Linked DNA regions of Homo sapiens: region 2 is linked to region 1. A link is a loop called in an ENCODE intact Hi-C map of the cell type or tissue named here. Cell type or tissue: prostate gland. All regions are shown on one strand.

What was found. Hi-C counts contacts between places; a loop is a spot of excess contacts. Peaks named below come from ENCODE experiments on the same cell type or tissue, not always from the same donor. Only the 100,000 strongest peaks of a DNase experiment are listed, where the experiment ranks them.
Region 2: it touches region 1 in a loop (4-fold over the local background); 2 of 110 quality-filtered maps call a loop at or near these places.

Annotation. Positions count from the first base shown.
Region 1 is chr13:23,640,249-23,648,248 of GRCh38, reverse strand. All of the region lies in intron 5 of TNFRSF19 (TNF receptor superfamily member 19), which reads right to left. Among named protein-coding and RNA genes, the nearest start is that of TNFRSF19, 74 kb to the right of the region's middle. In prostate gland, no CTCF peak of the experiment used is centred here; a DNase peak (open chromatin) is centred at 4,523.
Region 2 is chr13:23,473,757-23,481,756 of GRCh38, reverse strand. The region is part of intron 2 of LINC00327 (long intergenic non-protein coding RNA 327); the gene reads right to left. Among named protein-coding and RNA genes, the nearest start is that of LINC00327, 8.2 kb to the right of the region's middle. In prostate gland, no CTCF peak of the experiment used is centred here; no DNase peak of the experiment used is centred here.

The DNA.
Region 1 (8,000 bases):
GACCAAAATATATGGAAGCACCTTCCATGTCCATAGACTGAAAAAATTACTATTGTTAAGATGACAATACTACCCAAAGTGATTTGCAGATTCAATGCAATTCCTGTCAAAATTCAATGGCATTTTTTACAGAAGTGAAAAAGCCTATCCTAAAATTCATATGGAATTTCAAGGAACCCTGAAATAGTCAAAATAGTCTTACAAAAGAACAAAGATGGAGCACTCACATTTCCCAGTTTCAAACCTTACTACAAAAGCTACAGTTAAAAAAAAGGGGGGGTGGTGTGGTACTAGAATAATGACAGACATATAGACCAATGGAACAGAATTGACAGTCCTGAAGTAAACCAATACATTTATGGTCAACTGATTTTTTTAAATGAGTGCCAATACCATTCAATGGGGAAAGGGAAGCCTCTTCAAAAAATGGTGTTAGGAAAACTAGATGTCCACCTGCAAAAGAATGAAGTTGAAGACTACTTCACACCATATTTAAAAGTTGACTAAAAATAGATCAGAGACCTAAATTCAAGAGCTGAAACTAAAATTCTTAGAAGAGGCTGGGCACAGTGGTTCATGCCTATAATCCTAACACTTTGGGAGGCTGAAGTGGAAGGATTGCTTGAGTTAGAGACTAGCCTGGGCAACATTGCAAGAACCCATCTCTATTAAAAAAAAATGTAGCTGGGCATGGTGGTGTCACCTGTAGTCCCAGCTACTCGGGAGGCTGAGACAGGAGGATCATTTGAGCTCAGGAGTTCAAGGTTATAGTAAGCCAAGATCACACTACTGCACTGTAGCCTGGGTGACAGAGCAAGACTCCATCTCTAAATAAATCAATAAATAAATAATCTTAGAAAAAGACATAGAGGAAAATCTTCATGACCTTGGGCTTGGAATGGTTTCTTAAATATACAACAAAAGCACAGAAAACAGAAGAAAACAATAGATACATCGGACTTTATAAAAATTAAAAACTTTTGTGCTTTAAAGGACACCATCAAGGACATGAAATGACAGCCCACAGAGCAGAAGAAAATATTAGCATTTCATACATCTGGTAAGGATTTAATATCCAGAATATATAAAGAGCTCCTACAACTCAACAACAAAAAACAGACAAACAAATTCAAAAGTAGACAAAGGATTTGAATAGACATTTACCAAAAGACATACTAATGGCCAATTAGCACACGAAAAGATGCTCACCATTAATAATTAGGGAAATATAAATCCAGACATGATGAGATACCACTTCATACCCATTAGGATGGCTACAACTTAAAAAATAGAAAATAACAAGTTTTGGTGGAGATGTGGAGAAATTGGGACCTGTGTGAATGTATGACTATTATGGTAAGAACGTAAAATGGTGCAGCTGCTGTGGGATACAGTTTGGTAGTCCTCTAAACATTAAACACAAAGTTACCATACAGTCCAGCAATTTCACTCCTGGGTATATACCCCAAGGAATGGAAAATAAGGAATCAGATACTTGTATATCTTCATAGCAGCATTATTCACAATAGCCAAAAGGTGGAAACAACCCAGTCGTCCATCAGCAGATGACTAGTTAACAAAATGTGGCATAGACATACAGTGGAATATTATTCAGCCTTTTAAAGGAAAGAAAACTTGATACATACCACAAAATGAATGAATCTTGAAAACATTATGCTAAATGAAATAAGCCAGACACAAAAGGACAAATACTAATATAATTCCACTTACAAGAGATACCTAGAATTGGCAAATTCATAGAGACAGAAAGTAGATTATAAATTACTAGGGGTGGGGGAAGGGAGGCACAGGAGCTTTTGTTTAATGGGTGTAGAGCTTCTATCTGGGGTGATGAAAGAGATATGGAAGTAGCTTAGTGGTGATGGCTGCACAATATCATGAATGTTATTAATATCACTGACTTGTATACTTAAAAAAGGCTGAAGTGGCAAACTTTATGTTATATATGTTTTCCCACAATTAAAAAGAAAGCTAATAGGAAGTGATTGGGGGGGCTTCAGGGTGGAGGGTGCCAGGTTCTGCCTTCCGCTTCAGAAAGATCACTGCCCGCTGACCGGGGAGGGAAAGAGAGAAAGGGCAGGCCGGGGGGTGCCGCACTGGCCCAGATATTGATGGTGATGGCTTGGGTTAAGATTACAGTCATGGAGGCTTGTCAGCTGGCTTGATTTGAGAACTGTTTGTTCTAAGAGTAATTGGATACACTGATGGATTGTGAGTCAGGTGCAAGGAAAGGCAGAATCAAGAACACACCTAGGTTTTAGAGTAAACCACTGGATGAATTAGGTGCTGTCTATTAATTTATGGAGATGGTGAAGTTTTGAGGGACCATGGGTTTGGTGGAGGGAGGAAGGAGGTATAAAACATTTTAATTGTTAAGTTTGAGATGCCTATTTATCCACGTGGATCCGTTAAGCCAGCAGCTGGACATACACAACTGAGGCAGAAGAGATTGTAGCTGGAGATATAAATTCAAAAAGCATCAGTGCATAGGTAACGTCCAAAGCCAGGGACTGATCAGATCACCTAGGTGTGTACAGTGTAAAGAAGAGGACCCAGGGCAGAATGCAGGTAGGCTTTGAAATTAGGAAGTCTGATAGAGGAGGAGTCAGCCTCTGAGATAAGGGGAAAACAAGCAGGTATAAAAAAACATATTTCAAGAAACACATAAATAAACCAAGGCTTTGCGGGATGAATTCTTCTGATTCTTAAATAAGTAGGCTACAACAGGCCAGGCACAGTGGCTCACACCTGTAATCCCAGCACTTTGGGAGGCCAAGGCGGTAAGATCACTTGATGCCAGGAGTTTGAGACCAGCCTGGTCAACATGGCGAAAACCCGTCTCTACTAAAAATACAAAAAGTAGCCGGGCATGGTGGTGCACACCTGTAATCCCAGCTACTTGGGAGGCTGAGGTGCAAGAATCCCTTGAACCCAGAAGTGGAGGTTGTGGTGAGCTGAGATCACACGACTGCATTCCAGCCTGGGCAACATAGTGAGACTGTCTCAAAAAAATAAAGGTAGGCTACATCAGGATATTTTATTTTACAGATTAGTTACAGAAAGCAAGTTTGTACATTCTGAAGAAAAAGACTGGTGATTTTTAAAAAATTAATGACCCTGCCCATTGTAGCCCCTTCCAAATTTATTATTGAATGATTCTGAACTAAAATGAAACCAAAATGTGATTTGAAAATGTGATGTCACAAAGTAAGAGGAGCAGAGCTCAGTGGAGTTAAGAGTACTGGTGATCTATTACTGAAGTGGGTTGTTTAGAGCAAGAAAGTATCATTTTTCAAATAGAGGATCACAGAAGGATTACACTAGGATTTGCATCCTTTTCCTAAGGAATCATTCTGATGTTACTTTTGAAACTTCGCCCAAATATATATATATATACACACAGGGGCTTGATATCTCTGCTCACCAGCATCTGAGACTGGCAGACATACAGGCCAGCCTATTTCCTACCGTCTGTGTTTAGGACAGCTCACCGCAGTTGTACTGCACAAAGTAGAAGCAAAAGTTCATCATGTCAGACCACAGTCCTCAAATATGCTCTGAGGGCTGCGTTTCCAAGCTAGTGCCTGATATCGTTTTCACTGCTTTTCTTTTTTGAACTGTGTATTAGTCTGTTCTCATGATGCTAATAAAGACAAATCTGAGACTGGGTAATTTACAAAGGAAAGAGGTTTAATTGACTCACAGTTCAGCAGGGCTGGGGAGGCCTCAGGAAACTTACAATCATGCTGGAAGGGGAAGCAAACACATCCTTCTTCACATGGCGGCAGCAAGGAGAGGTGCCAAGCAAAGGGGGGAAAGCCCCTTATAAAACCATCAGATCTTGTGAGAACTAACTTACTATATCATGAGAACGGGATGAAGGAAACTGCCCCCATGATTCAGTTATCTCCCACTGGGTCCCTCCCACAACATGTGGAGATTATGGGAACTACGAGATGAGATTTGGGTGAGGACATAGCCAAACCATATGAAACTGAGGGCACATCAAAACCAGTACAGCTATGCAAGCTTTTCCCCTATGGTGAGCAATGTTGCAACATTGGTTTATAAATACAGAACTTCTGAGCTTGACTCTTCTTTTAAGTTCCCTTGGTAGGCACTGCCCTAATTATCAGCCCTTTTGTGATTTAAATGTAAGTGAATCAAGGCAGAACCCTATGGTGGCCTCAAGCTGTCTCTGTTTTAATATTAATACTGATGATTCATAACTATGCTTTCATTGTGAGCAGAACTCACTCCTAAGAGGTACACTTTTATATCTTTTTTTCCCACTTAGATTGTTGTATGAACTTGTGTCTAAGGGCTATGAGCCAGGGTAAGTAAAGTGAAATGTAAAAGATGAAAGACTATCCCTGGAACAAAAGAAATGCACATTGCAATGGCACTGATGGGATCTCAACTGGGGCATTGTGGGGTGGAGGTTATTTAGTTATTTAGAACAACACAGAGCAGGACTCTGGAGATATCCCATGGAGGATCTTCGCACCTTCTCGCCATCCGGCAATTCTGATTTAACTATTTCTGTTTTCCTCTGGCTGCCTGCCCATCATTGTTTTATTGCCATCCTCAGCCTGTTACTGTGTGTTGGAAGAAAACCAGAAGAAAATGTGAAATGTCCTCTGTGAAACTGGGGGAGATGTTTATATCCGTTCTGAAATTTAAAGCACTTGGTTCCTCTCACATTTAATTCTCAAGTTCTTACAAGAGTCACTTAAAAAACAGTTTCCTTTAGATTATTAATAAACATTACTCTCTTTTACAAGGCATTCAAAGAGACAGAATTACAGCTAATGTTCCAAAATGGTTTCTATTATCCCATTTTTATCTTCTGAATTATAGGCAGAAAGGTCCAAATCTTGCAATTACATGAATCAAAGCTCTCTACTGCATTCACAAGAGCTTTCATCAAAACATGTTGCTGAATTTATAAAACAGAAGAGGTATGCTATTAGAAAAGCAGAAACTTCTTTAAATAACAACTTCTTACTCTATCAGTTCTTAGATGCTACTTTATCTCTGCTCTTGGAAAATCTTAGGTAATAGCCAGTGGCTTTAAATCTCCTCTCAGAGAGAGAAATAAGTTTATTGTTATTAGTTTGGTACTGACAGAACATTACTCTGGATCGAAGGGTTAAAGGTAAGAACGCAATATCAACAATTAATTACAAAGAATAGTTGCTTTTAATTACACCTACTGATGAAGCAGAAAAAGGCAGCACTGACTGTCTAGATAAATTAATATACGTATGAAAAGACTGCATTTGCAGAATCGATGTGGTAAATTTTCATGTGCCTGTGAACACACATTAAAGTTGGCTTACATGAACCTGATTTTAGTCAATGAGGAGTAAACTGGAAACACATCTACTCCAAAGACCTGACCTGATTTTATTGCTGGAGCTCTGGAGTAGGTATATACTAAAACTGAAAGCATTGTTTATTGATAAATGTAAGCACTCTGCTTCTGAGGGATCATAGTTTAAATTTCTAAAAGGATTTAGATAGAGCCTCCCTCCACTGGTCCATGTGTGATAACAAGCACATCAACAGGCCATCATCCCTCTTTCCTTCCCTCTTTCTTGGCTTTAAAACTTACTGGAAGATGCTGCATATTAATGGTTAACAGCTTTGCAGCCAACAGTCTGGGTTCTCCTCCTGGCTTTGCATGCACTAGCTGTGTAACCACCAGCAAATGACAGCCTCTTGCCTCAGTTTCCTTATTGGTAAAACCAAGAAATAACAATATGTATTTCACAGGATTTTTGTGAGACCTGAATGAAGTACTGCACATAAAGGGTTAGCGTGGAACCTGGCACACAGTAAACTGCCATAAGTGTTAGTCATGCTTTCTCCAATTATTGTTCAGAATCCAGACATTATAATGATTATGTCAGAATCTGGAGTGTCTCTTGACTGAAACCGCCTATACAGTGGAGAGGCCTTTGGAAACGTGACGGAATGAGTGACTTGCAACTAATTGTTGATGCATGTGTCCCCATAGCCCTCAAGTACTAAAGTTAAGAAGGAGAATTAATGATTAAAAACAAACCAAAATAATCTTTTCCAGAAGTTCAGATTTCTTTCTTATAAAAGACATAGACACTGTTATAGATAATCCTCAACTTATGATGGTTCAATCTAAGATTTGCTGACTTTACAATGGCGTGAAACCATTGCAATTTTGACATAGTGTATGATACAGTATTCAGTAAGTTACATGGGATATTCAACATTCTAATAAAATAGGCTTTATGTTAGATGACTTTGCCCAAGTGTAGGCTAATATAAGTGTACTGAGCACATTTAAAGCAGGCTAGGGTAAGCGATGCTGTTTGTTAGATTAGGCGTACTAACACTTTTGACATATATCTTCAATCTGCAACAAATTTATCTGGATGTTGCCCTATTGTAGGTCAAGCAGCATCTGTACATTTATCTAAGTATCTCAAAGGACTTCATCAAAATGATTTCTTCATTGGTAACATCAAGCAATGTTATATAACAATAAGCAACAATTAGCAAAATAATTAAGGAATATTGTGAATGAAATGGTAAAGCCATTACTAAGAAAATCCTGGCCAGGCACGGTGGCTCACGCCTGTAATCCCAGCACTTTGGGAGGCTGAGGCAGGTGGATCACTTGAGGTCAGGAGTTCAAGACCAGCCTGGCCAACATGGTGAAATCCCATCTCCGCTAAAAATACAAAAAATTAGCCAGATGTGGTGGCATATGCCTGTAACCCCAGCTACTTGGGAGGCTGCAGGAGAAACACTTGAACGTGGGAGGCAGAGGTTATAGTGAGCTGAGATTGTGCCACTGCAGTTTAGCCTGGGTGACAGAGCAAGACTCCATCCCTCACCAAAAAAGAAAATCCTTGATCTGCAAATAAGAAAACATTTAATTATTTGTCAATTACATAGACAGCTCTCAGAATACATAGCTGAGGTGCCTCCTGCCAAATTTTTAAAGAAGTCATCATGGTAAATGTTCTCACTCAAGGGATATGGAAAACAAGCCCAAGATCTGAATTTAGAAGATTTTTCTTAAATAGATCATTAGAGAATTCTGCACAGGCAAGACACAGCTGATAGTACCATAATTGAGTGTAATTTTTGTACAAAGATTCAAAAATCTTTCATGGAATCTTTTATTAAACGAACTAAAACAGTATGACTATTTCCTCCCTAGCTGCTTGGGCACTACGACCTGGGTTTGGACTTATTAACCATGTAGCAACAAGAAAATAACAGCATTAATGAACATTAAGAAACAATAACATCACATATTTAAAATACATGCAAGAAAAGAGGCACTGAAGGAAAGGAGTTTGATAGAAATGAACCTGAAGAAAAAAAGGCAGAGAAGAAACCTGTATTTCCTTGGACCTATGTTTTTAGTTCTACTATCAACATTCAAATGGTCTCCCTCACTTACTGCAAAATTATGGCAGGAAACAAAGGCTGGTGAGAGGAGCATATGAGAATTCTCTTTGTAGACAAGCCAATTTGATTTAATTCATTCAAAGAATGGATTGGTGAACATTCTCAGATGAACATCTTGGCATACAGTTTGCCAACATGGAAAGACAAAGGCCTACTTGAGAGGAGAAGGTGTGCAGGAGAAAGGTGGTTAGGAGAAAGAAGACGGGAGGCCACCTGGCCCAGCCTAGCATTTATAACCAGAAAGAGCAGCTCATCTGGTGCCTCCCCTCTCTGACTGTTTTAGTTTTAACTAGAGAGAACCACACTCTCACTCAAAGCTGGGTACAGGTTAGTCATCGAGGAAGGCTGTAGTAGCACTTACTTGGCGATAAGCTGGCAGCATGAAGTTACACAGAAATCTGGCAGTTTCTAATGATTCTCATCAACACAGCTAGCTACATTTTCTGACCTGTATTAGCATCCTGTTTGGTTACTAAAATTGATTTTTAAAAGTAAGCTAGAAGTCACCAAGTCTC
Region 2 (8,000 bases), 170 kb after region 1:
GAGCAACAACACAATTCAGCAGGGAAGAATATGATTTTCAGACTTGTAATATTATATTTTTTTAAATGTCAAAATTTCAACATAAAATTGTGAGACATGCAAAGAAACATAAAATTATGTCCCATACACACACACGGAAAGCAATTGATAGAAGTTGGCCCTAAGAGGCCCAAATGTTGTGCTTACTAGACAGAGAGTAAAATTAGCTATTTAAACATATGTTCAAAGAGTTAAAGGAAACTATGTCTGAAGAACTGAAGCAAAGAATGATGTATTTGTCCATTTTCACAGTGCTATAAAGATACAACTTGAGACTGGGTAATTTACAAACAAAGGAGGTTTTATTGACTCACAATTCCACATGGCTGGGGAGGCCTCAGGAAACTTAGAATCATGGCAGAAGGGGAAGCAGGCACCTTCTTCACAGGGCAGCAGGAGAGTGAGGGAGAGACAGAGCAATGGAGGAACCATCACACACTTATAAAACCATCAGATCTCATGAGGACTTTCTCACTATCATGAGAACAGCATGGGGGGAACCGCCCCATGATCCAATCACCTCCCACAAGGTCCCTTCCTTGAAACTTGGGGATTACAATTCGAGATGTGATTTGGGTTGGGGCACAGAGCCAAACCATGTCAAAAGATAACTATGTTTAACCAAATAGAGAATAAAAATGGGTCAAAATTATTTAAAAAATAGTAATTCTGGAGTTGAAAGCTAGAATAAGTGAACTGAAAAATAAACCAGAGGCACCCAATAGCACATTTGATCAGGCAGGATAAAAATAATCAACAAACTTGAAGATAGGTCAGTTGAGATTATCCAGTCTGAGGAACAGAAAGAAAAAACAGGCAGAAAAATGATTAGAGACTTGTGGGACACTATTAAATATATCAACATATGCATAATGGAATCCCAAAAGGAGAGGTGAGAGAAAGTTTCAGAAAGATTACTTGATGAAATAATGGCCAAAGCTCCCTAAACTTGATGAAAAACACTAATATATACATTTAAAAAGATCAATAAACTCCAAGTATGACAAACTGAGAGAGATCCACACTGAGTCACATTATATTCAAACTGTTGAAAGCCACAGACAAAGAATCTTAAAAGCAGAGAGAGAGAAGGGACTTGACCTGTATAATGGATCCTCAATAAGATTAACAGTTTCTCATTAGAAAGCATGGAGGCCAGAAGGCAGTGGTATGGCATATTCAAAGCACTGAAAGAAAATAGCTGCCAACCAAGAATTCTATATCCACAAAACCATCTTTCAAAAATGAAAGAGAAATTAAGCCATTTCTAAACAAACAAAAGCTGAGAGGACTTGTCACTAGGATACCTATCCTACACGAAATACTAAAAGGAGCCCATTAGGCTGGACTTAAAGGAGAGTAAGCAGTAACTCAGGTCTACATGAAGAAATAAACGAAATAATAAAGATAAACTACATACAGATGAATATTAAAAATAAATAGTATAAGTGTATTTTTTGCTTGTAATTCATTTCCTTCTCCTATCTGTTTTAAGAGACAGCTGCATAAAGCAATAATTATAAATCCTTGTTGACAAGCATATAATGTATAAAGATGTAATTTGTGATGATAATGGCATACAGGAAGGGTAAAAAAAAGCTATATAGGAACAAAGTTTTGTAGACTATTGGAGTTAAATAATATCATTTGATTTAGATAACATTGTTATTAAGTAAGGTATTAGTGGTAATTGCCAAGGTAACCACTAAGAAAGAAAACTCAAAAATATAGTAAAAGAAATGAGAGAATTAAAATACTGTATAAGAAAATATCTATTTAACACAAAGGAAGCCAGTAATGGAGAAATGTAGAAACAAAAGAATAAAAAGGTAGAAAACAAACAGTAAAATGGCAGATGTTAATCCTAATTTATCATTAATTACATTAAATATAAATAAGCTACATATTCTAATAAAAAAGCAGAGATTGGAAAAAAGATATTTTTATTTAAAATTTTTTTCCTTCTTTCTTTTTTTTTTTTTAATAAAGCAGCTGTCTACAAGCTAGAAAGATGTTTTTAATGGCCCAACTATACACTGTCTACAAAAGACACACTTCAGATTCAAGGACATAAATAGATTGAATGATCAAGAACAGGAAAAGATACACTATGTAAACAATAATAAAAACAGAGATGGAGTTACTATAACTGATATGTGGTGAGATAGATTTTAAAACAAAAATTATTACTAAAGACAAAGAAGGGCATTTTATAATGAAAAAATGTTATTCAATAAGAATATATAATAATTATATGCATACATGTACCTAAAAGAACAGCTCCAAAATGCATGAACAGAAACTGACAAACTTGAAGAGAGAACTATTTCATGTATTTTAGAGCTTTTCTCTTAGGTAACAATAATAGTTGGATATATCATTACCTTACTTTCCATAGTTGATAGAACAACTAGACAGTATATCAGCAAGGAAACAGAAAACTTGAAAAACACTGTAAGTAAACTAAACCCCATGGATATCTATATCACTACCCTACAACAGAACAATACAAACTCTTTTTAAGTACTTTGGAGCAGTCTCCAGTATAGATGATATTTTACAGCATAAAACAAGTCTCAATAAAACTAAAAGGGTTGAAAACATAAAGTATATGTTCTCTGACCAAAATGGAATGAAACTAAACATCAGTAACTGAAAGAAATTTGGGAAATTCACAAATATGTCAACACACTTTAAATAAACAGTAAGTAAAACAATACATCAAAAGAAATTAAAGCATAATTTGGGATGAATGAAAATAAAAACACAATGTACCAAAATGTGCATGCAGTTAAAGCAGTGCCTAGAAGGGAAATGCACAGTTGTAAATGTGTACATTTAAAAAAAAGAGGGTTGGCCAGGCGCAGTGGCTCGTGCCTGTAATCCTAGCACTTTGGGAGGCCGAAGCGGGTGGATCACGAGGTCAGGAGATTGAGACCATCCTGGCTAACACGGTGAAACCCCGTCTCTACCAAAAATACAAAAAATTAGCTTGGCGTAGTGGTGGGCACCTGTAGTTCCAGCTCTTGGGAGGCTGAGGCAAGAGAATGGCGTGAACCCGGGAGGTGGAGCTTGCAGTGAGCCGAGATGGCGCCACTGCACTCCAGCCTGGGCGAAAGAGCAAGACTCTGTCTCAAAATAATAATAATTTTAAAAAACTAAAAAAAAAAAAAAAGGCTGGGCACAGTGGCTCACACCTGTAATCCCAGCACTTTGGGAGGCCAAGGCGGGTGGATCTCCTGAGGTCGGGAGTTCGAGACCAGCCTGACTAACGTGGAGAAACCCTGTCTCTACTAAAAATACAAAATTAGCCAGGTGTGGTGGCACATGCCTGTAATCCCAGCTACTCGGGAGGCTGAGGCAGGAGAATTGCTTGAACCAGGGAGGCAAAGGTTGCGGTGAGCCGAGATCCTGCCACTGCATTCCAGCGTGGGCAATAAGAGTGAAACTCCATCTCAAAAAAAAAAGAAAAAAAAAAAAGAAAGAAAGAAAGATCTTAAATCAATAACCTAACATTCAACCTTAAGACATGGGGCAAAGTAAACTAAGCCAAAGCAAGCAGAAGAAAGGAAATAATAAAGATAAGAGCAGAAATTAGCGAAAGACAAAAGAGAAATACAACAGAGAAGTTTAACAGAATAAAAAGTTGGTTGTTTGAAAAGAGGAACAAAATTGACAAAGTTTATCTAGATTCACCAAGAAAAAAGAGAGAAGACTCAAATTACTAAATTCGGAAATGAATGAGGGGACATTCCTATGAACCCTACAGAAATAAAAGGGATTATAAGGCAATACTGTGAGTAATTGTATGCTAAAAACATTAGATACCCTAGAAGAAACGGACAAATTCCTAGAAATACACAAACTACAAAGGCTTACTCAATAAGAAACAGAAGATCAGAGTAGATCTAGAATAACTAAAAGGATTAAATAAGTAATTGGAAAACTTCCCAAAGAAAATCTGAGGCCCAGATGGGTTCACTAGTGAAGTCTACCAAATGTTTAAAGAAGAAATAAAAGTAGGACAGGAGGAAATACTTTTTAACTTATTCTATGAGGCCAGTATTATCTTGATATCCAAACTAGGTAAATATAACAAAAGAAAACTGTAGACTAATATCTTTTATGAGTATAGATGTGAAAATCTTTTAACAAAATAACAGCAAACCAAACCAAGCAGTATATAAAAGCATTATTCATTATGACCAGATAGGATTTATCTCAGGAATGCCATGGTGCTTCAACAAACAAAATCAATCAATGTTATATACCACATTAATATAATGAAGAAAAAGAACCCCATATGATCACCTCAATTGACTCAGGAAAAGCATTTGACAAAATTACACCCTTTCATGATGAAAAATACTCAACAAACTGGGGATTGAAAGGAATGTTCTCATCCTGATAAAGGGCATCTATGAAAAATCCACAGTTGACATCATACTTAATGGTGAAAGACTGAAACAAAACACTGTACTGGAAGTTATACCCAGGGCAAGTAGACAAGAAAAAAAAAGGCATCCACAGTGGAAAGGAAAATGTAAACTATCTGTATGTGCAGATGACATAACTTACCTATAGAAAACCTAAAGAATCCATATTACAGCTAATGAGTGAGTTCAGCAAATATGTAGGATATAATACCAAAATTTACAAATCAATTGTATTACGCATTAGCAATGAACTGCCCAAAAATGAAACTGAGAAAATAATTCTATTTATAATAAAATCAAAAGGAATAAAATACTTAGGTATAATTTTAACAAAAGAAGTATAAGACTTGTTAATTGAAAACTACAAAATATTGTTAAATTACAGAAGACCTAAATAAATGTAAAGACATCCATGTTCATGGATCAAAATACTTAATATTGTTAAGATGGGAATACTCACCAAACTGATTTACAGTTGCAATGCAAATCACTATCAAAATCTCTGTTGATTCCTTTTTTTTTTTGCAGAAATTGACAGGCAGATACTAAAATTCATACAGAAATGCCAGAGATATAGAGTAGGCAAAATAAACTGAATAAAGAATAAAGTTGGTGAATTTACACTTCCCTATTTTTAAACTTGCTACAAAACTACAGTAATGAAGACAGAGTAGTACTGAAATAAGGATAAACATGTAGAACAATGAAATAGAATTGTGAGTTCAGAAATAAACCCATGCATGTATAGCCAATTGACTCTTTTGTTTGTTTTTTGTTTTCAGACGGAGTTTCACTCTTGTCACTGAGGCTGGAGTGTAATCGTGTGATCTCGGCTTACTGCAATCTCCACCTCCTAGGTTCAAGCAAGTCTTCCGCTTCAGACTGCCAAGTAGCTGGGATTACAGGTGCCCACCATCAGGCCCAGCTAATTTTTTTTTGTATTTTTAGTAGATACACAGTTTCACCATGTTGGCCAGGCTAGTCTCAAACTCTGGACCTCAGGATCTGCCCGCCTCAGCTTCCCAAAGTGCTAGGATTACAGGCATGAGCCACCGCACCTGGCCAGCTAATTGACTTTTGACAGGGGTGTGAAGATCATTCAATGAGAGAAAATAATCTTTTCTACAAATGGGTGGAGCAACTGAATATCCAAAGGTAAAAGAATAAATTTGGACCCCTAGCTCACACCATGTTAAAATATTTTAAAAATGGATAGTGTAGTGCCTGCTACTCTGGAGGCTGAGGTGGGAAAATCATTTGAGCCGAGGAGTTTGAGGTTGCCGTGAGCTGTAATTGCACTGCTATACTCCAGCCTGGGCAACAGAGCAAGACCCTGTATCTTGAAAGAAACAACAAAACACACATTTTAAAAAACCACTAAATTTAAAAAGAGCCCAAAGTATAAGACTCTTATATGAAAATGTGTGTAAATCTTCATCATTTAGGCATTAGTTTCCTAGATATGATCCCAAATGCCTAAGTAAACAAAGACAAAAATAGACAAATTGGATTTCATCAGCATCACAGCATCACAGTGCATTAAAGGACACTATCAAGAGACTGTCCTAAAGAAAAGAAAACCCACAGAATGAAATAAAATACCTGCAAACCATGTATCTCATAAGCATCTAGTATCTAGAATATATGAATGAAGCTCTCTGACAACTCAACAGTAAAAAACTCCATTAAAAAAGTGAGCAAATGATTCGAACAGACATTTCTCCAAAGAAGGCATACAAATGGCAACCAGGTATTTGAAAAGGTGCTCAACATCATTGATCATCAGAGAAATGCAAATCAAAACTACAATGAGATATCATTTCAGACACACTAGAATGACTATAATAATAATTTTTAAAAGGGAAATAATATTGGCAAGGATGTGGAAAAATTGGAACTCTAATAAATTGCTGGTGGGTATATAAAATGGTACAACCACTGTGGAAAACAGCTGGTTCCTAAAAAAGTTAAACATACAGTTCTCATATATAACCCAGCAATTCAATTCCTAGGGATATAGCCAAGAAAATGAAAATGTATGTTCACACAAAAGCTTACATTTTAATGTTCACAGTAGCATTATTCATAATAGCCAAAAAGTGGAAACAACTCAATTGTCCACTAACAGATGAATGAATAAATAAATTGTGGTCTATCCACACAAAGAAATACTATTCAGCCACAAAAAGGAATGAATTACTGACACATACAACAATGTGGATGAACCTTGAAAACACTATGCTGAGTAAAAGACGTCAGACAAAAAAGGCTACATGTTGTAGCCTTTTATTCCGTTTATATGAAATGTTCAGAATGGGCAAAACTATAAAGAAACAGAATAGATTAGGAAGTGTTCAGGGCTGATGGCCGGGAGACTGGGCAATGGCTGCCCAAGAGTATGAGATCTCCATTTGGGGTGATGAAAACATCCTGGAATTAGATAGTGCTTTTGGTTGCACAAATTGTGAATATGATACACTGAGAACCACTGAATTGTGCACTTTAATTTTTTTTTTTTTTGAGATGGAGGTTCTCTCGTGTTGCTCAGGCTGAAATGCAGTGGCACAATCTCAGGTCACTGCAACCTCCACCTCCCGGGTTCAAGCGATTCTCCTGCCTCAGCCTCCCAAATAGCTGAGATTACAGGCATGCACCACCTGCCCAGCTAATTCTGTATTTTTAGTAGAGACGGAGTTTCACCATGTTGGTCAGCCTGGTCTCAAACTTCTGACTTCAAGTGATCCACCCGCCTCGGCCTCCCAAAGTGCTAGGATTACAGGCGAGAGCCACTGTGCCCTGCCAATTGTTTGTACACTTTAAAATGATAATTTTATGATACGTAAATTGTATCTTAAAAAACAAGGGAAAAAATACGTAGAAACAGTTTAGACATGCATTATCTTCTGTGAATAGCATTGTCAACAATCCAACATAAATTAATTAAAAAACAAGAATCAGGCTCATTTTTTACAATAAAAGCTTTTGATATTTTTATACATGCTGTTTATTCAAAACTTATAGGTTTTCTATATGGGAAATTACAATTCCTTTCATAACCTTTTGTTTAGTTTCAATGGTAGAATGACACAAATATTTTAATGTAAAAATGATTGGCTACTTTAATTGCCTATACACACACTTTCAATAAGTATGTACCATTTTTGTAATTCTTGTCTTTTTTTCTATTTTAAATTTGTTCTGATAACATTGATTGAAATATAATATTTTGTCTAGGGGCCGGGCACGGTGGCTCATGCCTGTAATCCCAGCACTTTGGGAGGCTGAGGCGGGCAGATCACGAGGTCAGGAGATTGAGACCATCCTGGCTAACACGGTGAAACCCTGTCTCTACTAAAAATACAAAAAATTAGCCGGGCTTGGTGGAGGGCGCCTGTAGTCCCAGCTATTCAGGAGGCTGAGGCAGGAGAATGGCATGAATCTGGGAGGCAGAGCCTGCAGTGAGCTGAGATGGTGCCACTGCGCTCCAGCCTGGGTGACAGAACGAGACTCCATCTCAAAAAAAAA